Regions from separate parts of the Homo sapiens genome. Here region 1 is linked to region 2. Evidence: chromatin loops called from intact Hi-C (ENCODE). Cell type or tissue: Caco-2. All regions are shown on one strand. Each heading gives the region's core, and the rest is flanking DNA. Links, peaks and the distances in the headings are about the cores only. Region 1 overlaps TANGO6 (transport and golgi organization 6 homolog). Region 2 overlaps TANGO6 (transport and golgi organization 6 homolog).

Evidence for each region. Hi-C counts contacts between places; a loop is a spot of excess contacts. Peaks named below come from ENCODE experiments on the same cell type or tissue, not always from the same donor. Only the 100,000 strongest peaks of a DNase experiment are listed, where the experiment ranks them.
Region 1: a loop joins it to region 2, with 2.9 times the contacts of the local background. A loop is called at or near these places in 3 of 110 quality-filtered maps.

The regions. Positions count from the first base shown.
Region 1 is chr16:68,902,601-68,912,966 of GRCh38, forward strand. It overlaps TANGO6 (transport and golgi organization 6 homolog), which reads left to right. Exons shown (of 18, transcript NM_024562.2): 10 at 4,843-4,975; 11 at 6,611-6,802. Among named protein-coding and RNA genes, the nearest start is that of TANGO6, 64 kb to the left of the region's middle. In Caco-2, for the core only: no CTCF peak of the experiment used is centred there; a DNase peak (open chromatin) is centred at 4,921.
Region 2 is chr16:68,966,585-68,976,950 of GRCh38, forward strand. TANGO6 (transport and golgi organization 6 homolog) reads left to right here. Exons shown (of 18, transcript NM_024562.2): 15 at 7,444-7,584. Among named protein-coding and RNA genes, the nearest start is that of TANGO6, 130 kb to the left of the region's middle. RefSeq lists an enhancer at 5,923-6,423. In Caco-2, for the core only: a CTCF peak has its summit at 6,280 (motif pointing right); a DNase peak (open chromatin) is centred at 6,337.

The DNA of each region.
Region 1 (10,366 bases), core at 3,374-5,873, 66 kb before region 2:
ACCAGAAACTCAAGTGGCTCAGGTGCCTGCTATTTATATTCTCTAAATGAAACGTGAGCCTTAAATAATCCTCCAGGTTTTTTCCTAAGATGCCTGCTAATAGTTGGTGCAATTTACTGGAGCCTCACAGCTCTGCATCACAACAAGCCCACTTACTCCACCATCTTTGCCAGTTAATCAGAGTAAAGGGCAGACACATGTTCACCCTTAACACCATAATAATCCAATTATCTTTCTGACTCTCAAAATGGTATATGTGTGTGTTTATAGTCAGACTTATTCCTGAGGGAAATTGTCTAATAGCTATCTTTTATGGTAATTTTATGATGGAAATTTGTTTCTCATAGGGATTGATTAGAAAGTGCTTAATAAATATTAGTGGAATGGATCATTTATTTCTCCAGCATCTCACAATTGCATATTTTAAATTATTTCCACTTTCTGGATGATCTAATGTTATTACCTCAGAACGTAAATTCCTGTTGGTCATAGTCCATGTAACATTCATGGGTGACTGCTATCCTGTTTGGATTTCACATCACATTCAAAGTGCTGCTGTTTGTTGAAGTGTTGAAATATAATTATATATTCATGGTTAACTTGGTAAAGTTGTAAAACACCCCTTCAGTTTGATGGACTTGAGGAAAATAGAAAAACACATAGATTGCAAACAGAATTATCAGTACAAACGCAAGCTGCTATTCTGCCCAGCAACAGTTATCAAGAAGATGTTTTTGGCCAGGCACGGTGGCTCACACCTGTAATCCCAGCACTTTAGGAGGCTGAGGCGGGTGGATCACCTGAGGTTAGGAGTTTGAGACCAGCCTGGCCAACATGGTGAAACCCCATCTCTATTAAAAATACAAAAATTAGCCAGGCATGGTAGTGCATGCCTGTAGGCCTAGCTACTTGTGAGGCTGAGGCAAAAGAATTGCTTGAATCAGGAGGTGGAAGTTACAGTGAGCTGGGATCGTACCACTGCACTCCAGCCTGGGCAACAGGGCGAGACCATCTCAAAAAAAAAAAAAAAAAAAAGAAGGACCAGGCGTGGTGGCTCACACCTGTAATCCCAGCACTTTGGGAGGCCGAGGTGGGTAGATCACTTGAGGTCAGGAGTTCAAGACCAGCCTGGCCAACATGGTGAAACCCCATCTCTACTAAAAATATAAAAATTAGCCGGTTGTGGTGGCTGGCGCCTGTAGTCACAGCTACTCAGGAGGCTGAGGCAGGACTGTCACTCGAACCCAGGAGATGAAGGTTGCAGTAAGCCAAGATTGCGCCACTGCACTTCAGCCTAGGTGACAGAGTGAGACTCTGTCTCAAAAAAAAAAAAAGAAGTTTATTTAAAGAAACTCTATAAGAGCAGCTTGGATTTTATATCTTTAGATCCAGAGTTTTTACTTTTCTGGAATTAAATATAATTGTTTGGAATTTACTCTTTATTGTTGAATTTTAAAGCGTGACTAAAGTAGTGCTTCTTAAGATAATTGTCATGTGTTTTTGTTTTGTTTTGTTTTGTTTTTTGGTGCTGAGTGTTGCTCTGTCGCTCAGACTGGAGTGCAATGGCATGATCTTGGCTCACTGCAACCTCTGCCTCCTGGGTTCAAGCAATTCTCTTGTCTCAGCCTGCCAAGTAGCTGGGACTACAGGTGCGCGCCACCATGCCAGGCTAACGTCGTGTTGTTTTAGGAGTATTTGAATACAGTACTTCATTTTCACAATTAAAATGGCTCACAGAAGCTTAGAAGGGACGTTTATCCATTTTGGCTTTTCCTTTAACATAGAATGTTGTGGAGAAAACATGACTGATCTGAAGGACTCTGGAAGATTCTGGGATAATACAGGAAATATCCTAAGCTAAATATGTAGGTTATTCATTCTATTAGAGGAATATGAAGTCCATGTTCTTAGTGAACTGGCACATTGAGACATACTGCCTGATGAGATGGGCTGCCAAATTAGTAATTGTACTTTTCAATGAGATGAAGAAACATCTATCTTTTTTTTCTCAACTTAGTCTGAAAAAATTTTATGTCATTGGTCACTGAAATAACACATATTCTTTGTACAATACAAAAAACACATAAAGAGGAAAACAAAAGTCAACTAGTATCTTATTTTCTGTTCACATTATTTTAGTGTTTTGCTTTTTAGTGCATCTTCAATGCCTTTGTATTTGTTTATATGATAATATGGTATAATAATATAGTATCTTGAGCTGGGTATGGTGGTTCATACTGGTAATCCCAGCACTTTGGAAGGCCAAGGTGTGAGGATTGCTTGAGGCCAGGAGTTCAAGACCAGCCTGGGCAACATAGCGAGACTCCATTTCTTAAAAAAGGCCAGGCGCAGTGGCTCATGCCTGTAATCCCAGCATTTTGGGAGGCCGAGACGGGCGGATCACCTGAGGTCAAGAGTTTGAGACCAGCCTGACCAACATGGAGAAACCCCGTCTCTACTAAAAATACAAAATTAGCCGGGCGTGGTGGCATGGTGGCGCATGCCTGTATTCCCAGCTACTTGGGAGGCTGAGGCAGGAGAATTGCTTGAACCTGGGAGGCAGAGGTTGCGGTGGGCCGAGATTGTGCCATTGCACTCCAGTCTGGGCAACAAGAGTGGAACTGTGTCTCAAAAAAAAATAAAATAAAATTGGGGCTGGGCGCAGTGGCTCACGCCTGTAATCACAGCACTTTGGAAGAGGCTGAGGTGGGTGGATCACGAGGTCAGGAGTTTGAGACCAGCCTGGCCAACATGGTGAAACCCTGTCTCTACTAAAAATACAAAAATTAGCCAGGCGTGGTGGCGGGCACCTGTAATCCCAGCTACTCAGGAGGCTGAGGCAGGAGAATCACTTGAACCCAGGAGGTGGAGGTTGCAGTGAGCCGAGATTGCGCCATTGCACTCCAGCCTAGGTGACGAGCGAAACTCTGTCTCAAAAAAAAAAAAAAGTTAAAAAAATAGTAAGTACACACACAGGTGTATATATATGTATACATAGTATCTTTGTCTCTTGTCAGAATAATTAAAAACTAAAAGCCATAGTACCTCATGGGAAAGTACAAAAATTTCTTGCCCAGCCTGGGCAATGTGGCAAAACCCGGTTTCTACAAAAAAATACAAAAATTAGTTGGTTGTGATGGTGCCCCTCTGTAGTCCCAGCTACTTAGGAGGCTGAAGTGGGAGGATTGCCTCAGACTGGGAGGTTGAGGCTGCAGTGAGCCACGATCGCACCACTGCACTCCAGCCTAGGCAATGAGTGAGACCCTGTCTCAAAAATTAAAAAAGAACAAAACAAAAAATGGCCGAGCACAGTGGCTCACCTGTAATGCCAGCACTTTGGGAGGCCGAGGTGGGCAGATCACGAGGTCAGAAGTTCGAGACCAGCCTGGCCAACATAGTGAAACCCTGTCTCTACTAAAAATACAAAAAATTAGCTGGGCATGGTGGTGGGCGCCTGTAATCCCAGCTACTCAGGAGGCTGAGGCAGGAGAATCGCTTGAACCCAGGAGGCGGAGGTTGCAGTGAGCCAAGATCGCGCCATTGCATTCCAGCCTGGGCAACAGGAGCGAGATTCTATCTCAAATAAATAAATAAATAAATAATTATAGAAATTTTCGCAGTAACCATAGCACTGATTTAGCCAGATTTTATAACTTGGTAATCATGTTCAACCTACTCATTTTTCTGAACCTTTATGCATTTTCTTATCTCGGCTAATTGGTTCCTTTCAGTTGAGACTGCATGTCCTCCCATGATGATCACATCTTTTTCTGCTGCCCATAACCCTTCAGTGGCTCATCAGAAAAAAGTCAAAGTTCCTTTGAATGACATCCAAGGCCTTCTGTGATCTAGCCTTACTTTGCAGCCTTCTCTTTCTTTGTTTTTCCTCAGGACCCAGAATATCTGCATATGACTTATACTTTAATTCCTCCTTGCTTTTGCAGAAGTAATAGTAATTCTCCAACATCCATCTTTTTTTTTTTTGTAGAAATGAGATCTTGCCATGTTGTCTATGTTACTTGAGTTCAGTGGCTATTCATAGTTGTGACCATAATGTACTACAACCTCAAACTCCTGGGCTCAAGCAGTCTCCCTGCCTCAGCCTCCTAGTGCACTACAGGTGTGCACCACTGTGCCCAGCTAATATCCATCTTCATGACCATGCAGGACATAACCGCCTAGTTTCTTCTTCTTTTTTTTTTTTTTTTTTGAGACAGAATTTCACTCTTGTTACCCAGGCTGGAGTGCAATGGCACAATCTCGGCTCACTGCACCCTCCGCCTCCTGGGTTCAAGCGATTCTCCTGCCTTAGCCTCCCAAGTAGCTGGGATTATAGGCATGAGCCACTACGCCCAGCTAATTTTTGTATTTTTTAGTAGAGACGGGGTTTCACCATGTTGGCCAGGCTAGTCTCAAACTCCTGACCTCAGGTGATCCACCCGCCTCGGCTTCCCAAAGTGCTGGGATTACAGGTGTGAGCCACCTCACCCAGACCTTGATTTTTTTTTTTTTTTTTTTTTGTATTTTTAGTAGAGATAGGGCTTCATTGTGTTAGCCAGGATGGTTTTTGTCTCCTGACCTCATTATCCTCCCGCCTTGGCCTCCCGAAGTGCTGCGATTACAGGCGTGAGCCACCGCGCCTGGCCCATAACAGCCTAGTTTCTGATAATCAATACTTTTTTCAGAATGGAGAAACAATAAAATAAGTTAAATAAATTTGGGGGATCTTTTTAATGGTTAACTGTTTGGACATAACATGTTACTTTAGAAGATTGTTATGGGGTTTAAAATTATGTGTATCTCTGGTGACACTACCAAGATAAATTTTACCCTGCATTGCAGTGATGAAGATGAAGATGAAGCCCTGTACCAGAAGGTATCCTCTGAGCAGGGCCGGGTGGAGCATCTCGGGGACTTGCTGTCCCACTGCCAGGAATGCGGTTTGGCAGGAGACTTCTTCATCTTCTGTTTGAAAGTAAGAACTACCTGTAGTTCCTGGTCAGTGTTGTTCCAGGGGAGTTCCAGGAAACCCTTAGAATTTTCAAAGCATTTATAATTTTAGGTCCTAAAATGTAGGCCCTAATTTAAGGAAAATGGTCAGAGGACATAAAGGAATTTATTTTTTAGTAGCCTTTGGATTGGTAAAAGGAAGAAACTTCTCTTCACTAGTACTCATGTTATCTACTACTTCTCCAAGTAATCGGCACTGACAGTTTAGAGATGAACAAAGCAAAACCCTCGATCCATGAAAGGGTTAATCTTTGCTCTGTGTTGACAGTAAGAACTCTTTTGAAGTTAATAGCAGGTTTTACAGCTATAGAGTAATCCCTTATCCTTTCTGACTGTTGTTTTGTCAGGTATTTGCAAAGGAGATTTAGCAATTCTGCCTCCTTCATTTCATTTTGCAGGCACTTGAAGCCTTTTCCGGGTTTGTTTCTTAGTGCCAGTGGTTGTGCTTTGCTTGCTTTTCTTCTGTTCTCTGAGAGTAACTTGTACCCCATAATGTTACTCCTTGTTGCACTGTATGACATCATAAGCCAGTGACCTCCAGCTCTGCTTTCTCAACTTCTTCCCCTAAGTAAAGTGTCTACTCTAAAAGAACTCTAAGAGAGTTTAAGGTTTCTGTGGGTATGGGAGAATTCAAGGAGGGAATCAGGGCTAACATTTCGAGAACTTGAAATAGGGGACACCACTTTTTGATGCTTTCTTACCTCCCATGTTCACACCCGTCCCCGTGCCCAGCAATACTCTTTCTAAATCACGTTCCAAGGGGATGTGCTCTTAATTGTATACTTAAAAAAAGGTGGCTCACGCCTGTAATCCCAGCACTTTGGGAGGCCGAGCCAGGTGGATCACCTGAGCTCAGGCATTTGAGACCAGCCTGGGCAACATGGCGAAACCCCATCTCTACCAAAAATACAAAAAAAAAATCAGCCTGGCATGGTGGCTTGTGCCTGTAGTCCCAGCTACTTGGGAGGCTAAGGTGAGAGGATCACTTGAGCCCAGGAGGCAGAGGTTTCAGTGAGCCAAAAAGGGTAGGTGAATAGCCTACAAAACCCACAGTAATACATGATTTCTTAGAAGTTAGTTCTAAGTATCTTAGAGGAAAAGAGCTGTAGTGCTGGAGGCATCTCATGGTCTCCAAAAGGGGTTTGAGAATGTGAGGTGATCTGAGGTCTCAGTTCAAGGAAGGCTACTAGTAGAAATCATAAAAATACCCACAAAGCAGAAAGCTTGTCAAACCATTTCTTTGTGTGTGTGTGTTTTATTATGAGATTTTAGATTTTTATATACATGGTATCATACTGTACATATTATTCTGCAACTTAGATTTTTCACTCAGTAGTGTTTTTGAGATCTATCTATATTGATACCCATATAAATCTAATTCATTTATTTTAACTGCTGTGATACAATAAATACATCATAATTTTTTCTTATTGCTGGACATTTAGCTTGTCTCCAAGTTTTGGCTATTATAAATAATGTTGCAACAAACACAGACTATTTATTTAAACATGCAGTTCAAACAGAGTTTTCTGCTTATGTTTGAGAAGGCCTTAGTTGTACTGGCTTTATCTTCACTTTTTCTTTCCTGCCATGCTTGTAGGAGTTGACTCATGTGGCCTCGGAAAATGAAACAGAGTTAAAAACTGAGCCCTTCTCCAGCAAGAGCCTCTTGGAATTAGAGCAACATCAGACTCTTCTTGTGGAAGGCCAAGAGCGGAAGCTGCTTGTCCTGCAGCTGATGGCTGTTCTGTGCGAGAGAATGTCTGAGCAGATATTCACAAACGTCACTCAGGTCAGTAGTTGCCACATTCTGGACCGCAGCCTTTTTTTCTTTCCAAAAAATAAAGTTTAAAAATGTTGCTGAGAGTGTGATTTGATGACACCTGGATCATGAGGTGTTTCCTGGAATGCTGGTTAAATATGGAAACTACACAGCCCACACCAGGCCACTGAATCCAAAACGTTCCAGTGTCCTGAGACTCCACACGTTTAACAAGCTCCCGAGGTGATTCTCATGCAAGTAAAATTTTGTCTTAAATGTTTATATATTATGTTATAGTAGTTTTCAACTTTGGGTGCAAAACAAGTTATCTGGGATCTTTTTCAATATATTGATAGCCAGCCCACGTTTAGAGATTCTGATTCAGCATGTCTGCATTAGAGCCCGGGCATCTTCGTCCTACTCAAGCTCCATGGATGATCTAAGGTGTATCAAAACTTGAAAATGATTATACACTCAACTTGAAGAAATCACTAATAATAATGAGATCACCTTGAATTTCATTATGGGTCCTGTAACTCACAGCTTATCTCCACAACATTCTCTTAAGTTTTAAGATGTTTTAAAAAATGCTTTTAGAGGAGTATCACTATGCGAGTCAGTGTCTGAATTGTATTGGCTCAGACATTATTTTTCCCACCTTTAAAAAAGATAGGAAATAAAAGTAATAAAGCAAAGGCAGTACAGTTGCCAGATTTTACCACTTAACCAGAATTAGTTGTAGCTTGGTTGGTCAATAGGCAGTTGTAAGATGGCATGATTGTCACGCTTAAATCTGATTCTCCAGCTCTTTGTATGGTCGTCATTGTCATCTGCCTTCGGGTGTTGCTAAGCAGCATTTCACTATAGCTCCTGCTGAGAAAATTTGCAGCTGCCTGTCAGCTCTGACTTACCGTGCCTGTTTAATGAGAATTATGCTCATGATTTCTTTCCTGGCCTCTTATTCTTTCAGTTCACTGACCCCGTGTTACTCAGTAGGGTGATTTGTTTCTCCTGTGTTTATATCCATTCTCTGGACACTTCTTCATCCAGACCTTATGTTTTTGTCTCAGGATGCTAGTTGGAAGGGGAAATGGTCTAAAAATTGATATGACTTGAGCTTTTGCACTTAGCTCCCTTTACTCCTAATTAAGGAACAATGGTGTCAGGCTGGTAGAAAAATGATTTGTCCCATTAAATTATCCTTCAGCTAAGGTTAAAATGTATCAGGGCAAAAAGAACCACAAGGAAATATTAAATTGCATTTGGTAATGTCACTGCTCGTGATAATATTGGTATATTGTTTTGTTTTATTATTATTTTTTGAGATGGAGTCTGTCTCTGTCGCCCAGGCTGGAGTGCAGTGGCGCAGTCTCGGCTCACTGCAACCTCCACCTCCTGGGTTCAAGCAATTCTCCTGCCTCGGCCTCCCAAGGAGCTGGGATTACAGGTGTGCACCATTGTGCCCAGCTAGTTTTTGTATTTTTAGTAGAGATGGGGTTTCACCATGTTGGCCAGGCTGATCTTGAACTCCTGACCTCAGGTGATCCACCCACCTTGGCCTCCCATAGTGCTGGGATTACAGGCGTGAGCTACCGTGCCCAGCCATTATTGGTATATTGTTTTGAAACACACACATATAGATAAAGAAAATAAGTTAATGTAATTTTGTGAATATTATTAGGGATCAAGATTTTTAGCATAAAAAAGAGGTATAAAGTAAAGAACCAGAGTAAAGACCCTATAATTTATTTTATTTTATTTTAAGAGACAGAGTCTCACTATCAGCCCAGGCTGGACTTGAATTCCTGGGCTCAAGTGATTCTCCCACCTCAGCCTCCCAAGTAGCTGAGACAACAGGTGCACACCACCGTGCCCAGCTTAAAACCCTGTAATATTGAATTTCAGTTGGAAATATTAGTATGAACTCACAATTTATTTTTCTCTTTTTAAAAAATAGATATTTCCAGCTCAGTCCATTGTCAATCCCAAGAAGCAATGACAACCCAGTAGCAATAAGCATTCTTAGTGACAATTTATAGTTTCTTTTTTTTTTTTTTTTTTGAGACTGAATGTGACTCTGTCGGCCCAGGCTGGAGTGCAGTGGTGCGATCTCGGCTCACTGCAACCTCCACCTCCCGGGTTCAAGTGATTCTCCTGCCTCAGCCTCCCAAGTAGCTGGGATTACAGGCACATGCCACCACGCCTGGCTAATTTTTCTATTTTTAGTAGAGACGGGGTTTCGCCATGTTGGCCAGGTTGGTCTTGAACTCCTGACCTCAAGCAATCCACCTGTCTCGGCCCAAAGTGCTGGGATTACAGGCATGAGCCACTGTGCCCAGCCCAATTTATAGTTTCTAAATACCATTTTCTACTAAAAGAATTCTAAGCTTTATATGGAATAAGGTTGATTCGAAGTCTGAGGCAGGCAGGAATCATACATTTATAAGCCTCAAGGCATCTTGTTGTGCTTAAATACAAGGAAGCGACCTGAGATGAATGGGATCATATCTGTAGCACACTGGAGCCAACTTGAAGGGACTCCCATTGCCATAGATAGGACAATTAGATCATTAAAAGGAATAATGCCTGCAATGGTTGAAGTACATCAAAGATATAAAAATCTGAGTCAAAGAAAAAAACCCTCATAGGACATCTTTGGGATTGCCAGGGCATCAACTCATTATTTGGTACCTTGTTAAGTAAAGGGAAAGAATAAAGCATTTGTCTTGTGTTTCCTGTAAGAATTGTATGTCAGGGTAACCAAATGGTATACGAAGGAAAATCTTTCTTTATAGGAGAATCATAGCTAAAAATTCAAAAAGAAAACTAGAAAATTACGTCTTGGCAGGGTGCTATGGCTCACGCCTGTAATCTTAGCACTTTGGGAGTCTGAAGCAGGAGGATTGCCTGAGCCCACGAGTTCGAGACCAGCCTGGGCAACATGGCAAAACCTCACCTCTACTGAAAATACAAAAACTAGACCGGGTGCAGTGGCTCACGCCTGGAATCCCAGCACTTTGGGAGGCTGAGGTGGGCAGATCACTTGAGGCCAGGAGTTTGAGACCAGCCTGGCCAACATGGTGAAATCCCATCTCTACTAAAAATACAAAAAATTAGCCAGGCATTGTGGCACGTGCCTATAATCCCAACTACTGGGAGGCTGAAGCAGGAGAATTGCGTGAACTTGGGAGGTGGAGGTTGCAGTGAGCCGAGATCGCACCACTGCACTGCGCTTCAGGCTGGGTAACAAGAGCAAAACTCCGTCTCAAAAAACAAAAAACATTTAAACAACAGGGAAGTTCATAATGTAAAAAATAGGGACTTCTGGTGAAAGACAGTGTACTGAACACGTTTATCTGCTCCCTCTGGAAGCCACAGGGACCAACAGAGCAGGAGAGAAGAGACCTAAAAGGTAATAGCCGACCAGGTGTGGTGGCTCACGCCTGTAATCCCAGCACTTTGGGAGGCCGAGGTGAGCGGAGCATTTGAGCCCAGGTGTTCGAGACCAGCCTGATCAACATAGCAAGACCCCATCTCTCAAAAAAAAAAAAAAAAAAATTAGCAGGGTGTGGTGGCAAGCGCCTGTAATCCCAG
Region 2 (10,366 bases), core at 4,992-7,491:
CCATCACCACAGTCAACTTTAGAAGTTTTTAAAATTTTGAGACAGGGTCTCCCTTTGTCACAAAGGCTTGAGTGTGGTGGTGTTGTGCTAGCTCACTAAACCTTGAATTACTGGGCTCAAGTGACCAACTTGCCTCAGCCTCTCAAGTAGTTAGGACTAGAGGCATGCACCACCATGTCTGGCTAATTTTTTTTTTTTTTTTTTTTTGAGACAGTCTCGCTCTGTCACTCAGGCTGGAGTGCAGTGGCATGATCTCAGCTCACTGTAACATCTGCCCTCTGGGTTCAAGCAATTTTCTTGCCTCAGCCTCCCAAGTAGCTGGGAATACACGTATGCACCACCATGCCCTGCTAATTTTTGTATTTTTAGTAGAGACGGGGTTTTGCCACGTTGGCCAGGCTGGTCTCAAACCCCTGACTGCAAGTGATCCACCTACTTCAGCCTCCCGAAGTGCTGGGATTACAGGTGTGAGCCGCTGTGCCCAGCCTATCTGGCTAATTTTTTAAATTTTTGTAGAGATGGGGTCTGGCTGTGTTGCCCAGGCTGGAATTTTAGAACAATGGCCCCCAACCTTTTGGGCACCAGGGACTGGTTTCATGGAAGACAATATTTCCATGGACGGGACGGTGTTGGGAGGGCGGGGATGGTTTCAGGATGAAACTGTTCCACCTCAGATCATCAGACTTTCCATTCTCATAAGGAGCACACAACCTAGATCCCTTGCATGTGCAGTTCACAATAGGGTTCACACTCCTGGGAGTATCCGTTGCCTCCAATGATCTGACAGAAGGCAGAGCTCAGGCAATAATGCTCCCTTGCTGCTCACCTCCTGCTGTGTGGTCCCGTTCCTAACAGGCCATGCCCGGTAACAGTCTGCAACCTGGGGGTTGGGGACCCCTGTTTTAGAATGTTGTTATCACCCCAGAAAGAAATTTCGTAACTATTAGCAGTCACTCCCTGCTTTCTCAAACTACCACAGCCCTAGGTAACCACTAAATCTACTTTTCCTATGTAGAGATTTGCCTATTCTGGACATTTCATTTCAATGGAATTATACAATGTGTGGGTTTTTGTGTTTCTTGTAGTTTTGTTGGCAGAAATATCTGTGAGTTTCAAGTGAGTAGGTGGTTTTCCGGGTTGCTGTGGGTATTTTGGGAAGTTGTTATCTGCCCAGGAGAAATGAGGCAGGTTAGTTTTGAGGTAGGAATGGCTTAGCAGTTCCCTGGGATAGAGCCAGTTAGCAAAGACATTTTAGAATTAGACTGACTTCCCTGTTAATGCAAGAGTACTAAGTAAAAGTACACGACACCCAAACTCCTTTTGCTACTCAGAATCACTGAGTAACACGCTGTGGGATCATCTTGAAGTCAACACTGTTTTGCTCAAAATATGTGTGTGGCTTTCAGGGAAGTCTTGGGGGAAGAAAAAAAAACAGTTATTTTACAAAGTTGACAGTCTGTTTTGTTACATGTAGTTATCGTAATAACATTTTTTTTTTTGAGACAGAGTCTCACTCTGTCGCCCAGGCTGAAGTGCAGTGGCGCCATCTCGGTTCAATGCAACCTCCACCTCCTGGATTCAAGAGATTCTCCTGCCTCAGCCTCCCGAATAGCTGGGACTACAGGCGCACGCCACCACGCCCAGCTAATTTTTGTATTTTTAGTAGAGACAGGGTTTCACCATATTGGCCAGGCTGGTCTCAAATTCCTGACTTCGTGATCCACCCACCTCAGCTTCCCAAAGTGCTGGGATTACAGATGTCAGCTACCGCACCTGGCCTTTTTTTTTTTTTTGGTGAGATGGAGTTTTCACTCTTGTTTCCCAGGTTGGAGTGCAATGGTGCAATCTTGGCTTACTGAAACCTCCACCTCCCGGGTTCAAGTGATTCTCCTGTCTCAGCCTCCCAAGTAGCTGTGATTACAGGCACCTGCTACCACACTCAGCTAATTTTTTGTATTTAGTAGAGAGGGGGGTTTCACCATGTTGGTCAGGCTGGTCTCGAACTCCTGACCTCAGGTGGTCCACCCGCCTCGGCCTCTCAAAGTGCTGGGATTACAGGCGTGAGCCACTGCACCCAGCCTAGCATTTTTTTTTTTTTTTTTTTGAGACGGAGTCTTGCTCTGTCGCCCAGGCTGGAGTGCAGTGGCATGATCTCGGCTCACTGCAAGCTCCACCTCCCGGGTTCACGCCATTCTCCTGCCTCAGCCTCCCGAGTAGCTGGGACTACAGGCACCCACTACCACGCCCAGCTAATTTTTTGTATTTTTAGTAGAAACGGGGTTTCACTGGGTTAGCCAGGATGGTCTCGATCTCCTGACCTTGTGATCCGCCCGCCTCGGCCTCCCAAAGTGCTGGGATTACAGGCATGAGCCACCGCGCCTGGCCACCTAACATTTTTTTAGTTACGTTAATTCACCAATATTCTACGCACTGCCTCCAAAAAAAGTTCAGAATGCGTCTGTGAACTCTTCCCAGTTTGGATTCACTTTTACCTTCTCTATATCTCATCTGTTGCACCACATCCTAAAATGCATAGCTAGTTTCCTACGGTCAGAGCAGAAAGAGGTCTCTCTCACACAATCCTTTGGGTCTCATTACCAAAGGGATTGATGTGTGATGTTTTCTTGAATCTTGTGCTGACCCAGAAATTACCCCATTTTCAAGTCACAAAGGAATTATCAAGTGTGATGGGCCCATGGTCATGTGAAGGTTATGGCCGTGCTTCCACAGAGTGTCTAAGTACAGAAAGTTTTTTCGAAATAAATAAAAACAAGCACACAAAATCTCATCCCTTTCATTTTTATACAGTCTTAACCATCATGTATGACTCTCTTCACTGCTTGGTGGGTAAAGGGGGAACTGCTGTTATTCTCCAGGGATTTATAAACTCATAGGTGGCACCTGTATCCTAGAAGGTAAAACTCAAACAGCCAGCCATTTGGCAGCCGTCTGTGGAACAGGCCAGCAGGAAGATAAACAATTGCTATTAGATCTGGGACTGTGGGAAGCAAGGAAACTGGGCTTTGCTTTGGGAACCTTTTTATGGAAGATTGGGAGAACTAAAAGCTCCCTAATGAGTTTAAAGTTTAGCATTATAGGAAAAGCAAAAAAAAAAAAAATCTGAAAAATCATTGTTAACCAGAAAAAGGGTGTGTTAGGATTATTTTAATTGAAAAACAGTCCAACTGGCATGAGCATTAGAGGGTGTTTATTGGCTTTTCTATCCAGAAAGTCGAGTGGGTGGAGTACACCTGGGTCCCGGAGCTGAAAAGATGCCATCGGGTCTCTTCTTCTTCTTCTCCCTCCCTCTCAGGCTGGCTCTCCCTCTGTGTTGGTGTCATTCTTGTGTGGGCTTTTTCCACATGGTGGCCACTGGCAGCTCCAGATTAGTCTCTTCAATGGGTGGTGGGGAGGGGAATTTATCTTTCCCAGTAGTGTCAATGTGGGTTTCAGGATCGAATCTCATTCCCTGTTCCTGAACCAGTCATGGTGGTGGGGATGGAATGGAAGATCCTAACTGGCCAGCCTGGGATACAAGTTCACACCTGGAGGGGGAGAAAGTGGGTATAGTTAGCCCACTCAAACCACACAGACTGAGAGTAAGAAAGGGATATTTCTCCAAAAGAACACCATGGTGGTGTTGTTACCAGAAGAGAGAGTAGATGCTAGGTGTAATCACATGTCTGCCCACTACAGAGAGGAAGTCCAGAGCTCATTTGGCCAGGATAGTATGTTCACAGAAGTAAATGACTGTTCTCTGCTAAAGACTAATGAGAGAAAATAGGAATAAACAACAGTAAGGGCCCGGCACGGTGGCTCATGCCTTTAATCCCAGCACTTTGGGAGGCCGAGGCAGGTGGATCACCTGAGGTCAGGAGTTTGAGACCAGCCTGACCAACATGGAGAAACCCTGTCTCTACTAAAAATATAAAATTAGCTGGGCATGGTGGCACATGTCTGTAATCCCAGCTACTCAGGAGGCTGAGGCAGGAGAATCACTTGAACCCGGGAGATGGAGGTTGCAGTGAGCTGAGATCACGCCATTGTACTCCAGCCTGGGCAACAAGAACAAAACTTCGTCTCAAAAAAAAAAAAAAAAAAGACTATGTTAAACAACAGTAAGAGGGACTTTAGTAATAGGTTTCAGAAAAGCTAGAAATAGATCAAAGTTTTATAAAGCAAATCCCATTTTTCCACTGTTTTCCATTGCAAAGTCATGACTACATTCCTAAAAGGAAACACCCACCAGATTTTCTGAGTTGAGAACTTCTGATTTTAGAAAGTAGCTATGGGCCGGGCGCAGTGGCTCACGCCTGTAATCCCAGCACTTTGGGAGGCCGAGGAGGGCGGATCACCTCAGGAGTTCGAGATCAGCCTGGCCAACACGGTGAAACCCCGTCTCTACCAAAAATACAAAAATTAGCCAGGCATAGTGGCAGGCACCTGTAATCCCAGCTACCTGGGAGGCCGAGGCAGGAGAATTGCTTGAACCGGGAGGTGGAAGTTGCAGTGAGCCGAGATCAAGCCATTGCACTCCAGTTGGGTGACAGAGCGAGACTCCATCTCAAAAAAAAAAAAAAAAGAAAGTTATGATAGCTGCAAATCTGTAATATATACCAGGCCTTGTAATATATCAGTGATATAACACCTGCCAGAATTGCAGTTGTGGAGGTCTTTTAGAAGTTGGAGGCTATTTCTGTTTTTCTTTTTTTGAGACCTCACTGTCACCCAGCTGGAGTGCAATGCTGCAATCATAGCTTACTGCGGCCTAGAACTTGTGGGCTCAAGCAATCCTCCTGCCTCGGCCTCCGAGTAGCTAGGACTACAGGCACACATCACCACACCTGGCTAATTTTTTTAAAATTATTTTTATAGAGATGGGGTCTCCCTATGTTGCCCAGACTGGTCTCAAACTCCTGGCCTCAAGTGATCCTCCCACCTCAGCCTCCCAAAGTGCTGGGATTACAGGTGTGAGCCACTGCACCTAGCCCCCTCTTCTTTCTCTTAGCAAACAATTCATTTACCCTTAGGCCTCAGACATTTTTTTCTTTTTTTCTTTTTTTTGAGACAGAGTTTCACTATTGTTGCCTAGGCTGGAGTGCAATGGTGTGATCTCGGCTCACTGCAGCCTCTTCCTCTGGGGTTCAAGCGATTCTCCTGCCTCAGCCTCCTGAGTAACTGGGATTACAGGTGCCCGATACCACGCCCAGCTAACTTTTTGTATTTTTAGTAGAGACGGGGTTTCACCATGTTGGCCAGACTGATCTTGAACTCCTGACCTCAAGTGATCCACCCACCTCGGCCTCCCAAAATGTTGGGATTACACGCGTGAGCCACTGCGCCCAGCCGATGCAGACATTTTTTTCTATGCTACAATATTCCATAACTCCGTGTTGAACCTCCAAGGACTTCTTCATCATTTTATATAATAGAGTGAACTACAACTACAGTGTCACATTTTGGCAACAGTGTTGTGCCACAGCCTGAATCTCTCTTAAGAGCAGAGCTTCTGCTTGCATAAGATTAGAGCCCATCTTAGGACTGAAGTCCTAAGATGGACTCTGGATTGGAGGTGTGGTTTAGGACCACATGCAGAGGTGCAGGCTTAGGACCACATGCAGAGATTTCCCAGGCTCTTTGGAAGCAAGAAAAGATGGGGGTGGGGAGGGCAGAAAGGAGGATGGGCAGACAGGTGCAGCCCTCAGCAGGTGCTCCGCCTTCACAGCTCAGCAGATGCGGCGGATAAGGCCAGTGAAGAGTGTGGATGTGATTTAGAAGAGAATGGAATCACAACCTATAACATAAAAAACTGCACGTAGACTTTGCCTGCAAGGCTGTCAGTTTAAACACGAGAATGGTAAATTTAGATGAAAAATAAGTATAGATTTCTCAAGCATTTATATTACTTCTTCCCCATCCTCTCTTTCTTAATTCCTGAAATTTATATCAGGACTGTATATTTGAATCCTGTTTACTCATCCATCCATTCATCCATTCATTCATTTAGCAGGTAGTTACTGAGCACCTGACATGTGCTAGGACTCTTCTAGGCATTGGGGATACAGCAGGGAACAAAAGAAAATCCTTGACTTTATTATAGAGTTCACATTCCAAGGAGGAGAGCAGACAATAAGGAAATACACAACCTGTCAGGTGATATTAAGTGCTAAGACAAATGAAGCAGGGTGAGAGGAGTAAAGAGTGGCAGGGGAAGGAGGGTGCCGTTTTATATGTGACAAATGTGATCTGTGAGCAGAGACATGATAGGGTTTGGGAGCAAGCTGTGAGGCCACCAGGAGGAGCAGCAGCAGATGCAGAGGGGAAGTGAGGCCGACTCCTCCGAGCCAGGATCACTTGGCCTACTGGAGAATAGCAAGGAGGCCAGGAAGCAAGGGAGAGTGTTAAAAGATGAGATCAGAGAGAGAACAAAGGAAGGCGGGGGATGGGGACTGCTCATATTCAGGGAAGAAGGGAAACCACTGAGGGGTCTGGGCAGAAGCATGAAGGGGCCAGACTTATGATTCAAACCAAATAGCTCCATCTGCAATGGATGAAAAAGGTAGAAGCAGGGAGACCAATGAGGGGATTATTGGAGAAACCCAAAGCAGAGTTGATGGGCCAGGGTGCTTGGGGTAGAAGTGGGTTCTCATCCTGGAACCCCTATTTCTACTTATTCCTTCTTTACTTTTTTTCTTTTTCGTCACTGTTCTTTATAGTGTGTAATCTTTTTCCTGTTCTCTGCTAAAGACTAATGAGAGAAAATAGGAATAAACAACAGTATAGACATGAATGGTAGAATTTGTAGTTATATAGTTTTGAGGCCAACCAGGGGTTTTGTTCTGGATCTGTCTGGTCATCTCTCACCTCCCTGCCACCCCTAAAAAGGTTGCTGAGTATGGGGCTGGGCTCAGATTATGATAACACTGTTCCAGGCTACACATTTAGAAGGCGCTGCTGTGGATAGGAGAGAGGATCAGCAAGTCCTACGAAGGGGGGACTCAGGGTCAGGGTCTTCCCTATTTCTGTTGATTAGGAAACTCAGCCATGAGCTTAGATCTAATATTGATCATGTCCAGGATGCTCTGAAAATGTTTCCTTGTGGAAACTGCTCCCATCACTGGCAGTTCCACAGAGGGAAATTATACAGGAATGGAGAACTGCAGCAAAGGCAGGAGGCATTGCCTGGATCATAGAACGTCAGTGCTGGGAGTGACCTTAGAGATCGTATCAGGCTGGGACTAGACAAACACAGGAGTCTCAACTACCAGGCCCATCTTCGTTCCACTCACTATGCTGACTCTCCAAACAATAGGCAGCCCTTGCTGGGAGAGCTTTAGAGATGGTTTTCAGCATCTCTGCGTTCATCCCATCACAGGGTGACTGGTTTATTTGCCTTTTGATCGTAAACAGTAATGAATCCTTTCTTTTTGTTTTCAACCCCAGGGGTTGCCCTGCTGTCAGACGTCTATCCTGAGAAAATCTTGCCGGACTTGTTGGCTCAATATGACAGCAGCAAAGACAAGCACACACCAGAGACCAGAATGAAAGTCGGGGAAGTCCTTATGCGAATCGTCAGGGCATTAGGTGAGTTTTCTTGTTCCATCCACCTGGAAAAGGGTGGAGGATCAGTGTGACTTTGAAACCAAAATGTGTGTACCTGGGGGCTTGTTACACTAGTGTGGTGAGGGTAGTTTGAGGGCTGGGATGTACCCATTTAGGAATTTAGGAAATATTCCGATGTCTACTATGAGACTGAAAGCAACAATGTCCTTTTTCTTAAACCTGCTTAGTCTCTCGCCAGGTGCGGTGGCTCCTGCCTGTAATCCCAGCACTTTGGGAGGCCGAGGCAGGTGGATCACCTGAGGTCAGGAGTTCAAGACCAGCCTGGTCCACATGGTGAAACCCTGTCTCTACTAAAAATACAAAAATTAGCTGGGCGTGGTGGTGTACGCCTGTAATCCCACTACTCGGGAGGTTAAGTCAGGAGAATCGCTTGAACCTGGGAGGCAGAGGTTGTGGTGAGTCGAGATCGCGCCACTGTGCTCCAGCCTGGGCGACAAAATGAGATTCCATCTCAAAAATAACAACAACAAAAAAAACTGCTTAGTCTCCTTCCCTGGGAGCTGTGTTGGGCCCTGATTTTCAATGGAGCTGGAATTAGAAGTCTCACACTTGAGCAGCAGCAAGCACAAAAAGAAGAGGAATGTCAGCTGGGCACCATGGCTCACACCTGTAATCTCAGCGCTTTGGGAGGATCACTTTAGGCCTGGCAGGAGTTCAAGTCCAGCCTGGGTAACATGGCAAAACCCCATCTCTACCAAAAATTAGCCAGGATTGGTGGCACACACCTGTAGTCCCAGCTACTCAGGAGGCTGAGGTGGGAGGATCACCTGAGCCTGGGAGGTCGAGGCTGCAGTGAGCAATGATTGTACCACTGCACTCCAGCCTGGGCAATAGAGCGAGACTCAGAAATAAAGAATAGGAATGTCAAGCAGGGAAGGAAGAGTGCTGACTCTTGCTGAATGTCTACTGCATGCCAGGTTGTCCATATATATAATCTCATCTAATTCCCCAACAAATCTTGTAAACAGGCTGTTACTAAACCTGTTTTACAGATGAAGAAACTGTAGCTCAAACATTTTCAGCAATTTGTCCAAGACTCATTCAGCTGGTAAGTGATAGTGCTGAGAACTGAACCACCAACTTGAAGGAAGTTACTCTAGGCTGTATAAGCTGACAATAGTAGTTAAGGGATAGGCTCTAGACTTACACTGCCTCACTTCAAATCCTGAACTGCCGCGCTTTTTTTTTTTTCATGGTAGAGTTGGGGTCTCACTATGTTTTCAGGCTAGTCTCAAACTCGTGGACTCAAGCAATCCTCCCACCTCAGCCTCCCAAAGTGCTGGGATTATAAGCATGAGCCATTCTGCATCTTATTGGCTGTGTGATCAGGGAAATGTTTCTTTCTTTTCTTTTTTTTTTGTTTTTTTCAAGACAGGGTCTTACTCAGTCACCCAGGCTGGAGAGCAGTGGTGCATTCATGGCTTACTGCAGCCTGAACCTCCTGGACTCAAGTTATCCTCCCTCCTCAGCCTCCCACATAGCTGGGACTACAGGCATATGCCACCATGCCCAGTTAATTTTCTATTTTTTGTAGAGGCAAGGTCTCACTATGTTGCCCAGGCTGGTCTCAAACTCCTGGGCTCAAGCAATCCTCCTGTCTCTGCCTCCCAAAGTGCTGGGATTACAGGTGTGCGCCATCGTGCCCAGCTGAGGGGAATGTTTCTTAACCTTGGGTGCCTGAGTGTTCTAATGTGTGAAATGATGATATTATGGGTTTGGTTTTTGTTGTTGTTGTTGTTATTTTTGCAACAGTGTCTCCCTCTGTTGCCCACATTGGAGTTCATTGGCACGGTCATGGCTCACTGCAGCCTTGACCTCTTACGCTCAAGGTATCCTTCTACTTCAGCCTCTTGAATAGCTGGGACTAGAGGTACATGCCACCACACCTGGCTAATTTTTGTATTTTTGTAGAGATGGGGTTTTACCATGTTGCCCAGCCTGGTCTTGAACTCCTGGCCTCAAGCAGTCTTCCCACCTTGGCTTCACAAAGTGCTGAGATTACAGGCATGAGCCGCTGCACCCAGCCAGAATGAGGATATTAATAACACTTAACTCATAGGTCTGTTGTAAAGATTAAATAAGGTGATTCTTACAGTGTTATTTGGCATACAATAAGGGCTCAGTAAAATTTTATTTTTGCCTACGCAAAAAAGATTTAAACATTTTTTAAAGATTAAAAATGAAGGAAAACAAATATTTTTTGCTGTTTATTGAGTGCTCATATGAAGCTAGGAGGTGGGACCCTAGGGAACAAGGACAAAGAAAACAATAGTTCATTCTGAAGAGAGAGGTTAAATTAAGATGAATTTCTCCATAAGCCAGCAAGTACACTTTGAATATTTTTATACTGGGCTATATAACATAGAATTGAGAGAAGATTCATTTATTTAACCTGTGCTCCATAGACTTAACCATTAGCTGTCACACTGAATATCACTAGAAGCCTTAAAATAAGGCAAATCAATCATACAGGTGAGAGCCAGTGGTGTACAGTATCCATTTGAGCCAGCTAGCGGCCATATTGAATTTTGAGAATGAGGTTCCGTTTTAGGGCTGTGTTCTTGTCATGCATGGCCTATATCAGATTGTGTTATAAAGTATAGCTGTTGGTGGTTAATATTTGGCTTAATAACAGTGCCACACTTCTTTTATTCTTTAAGTTATATCAGCACTTCTTAGGTACTGCTGTATTTGTCCTTGGCTTTTTAGTAATTCCATTATATACTCACTAGCCTATTATCTA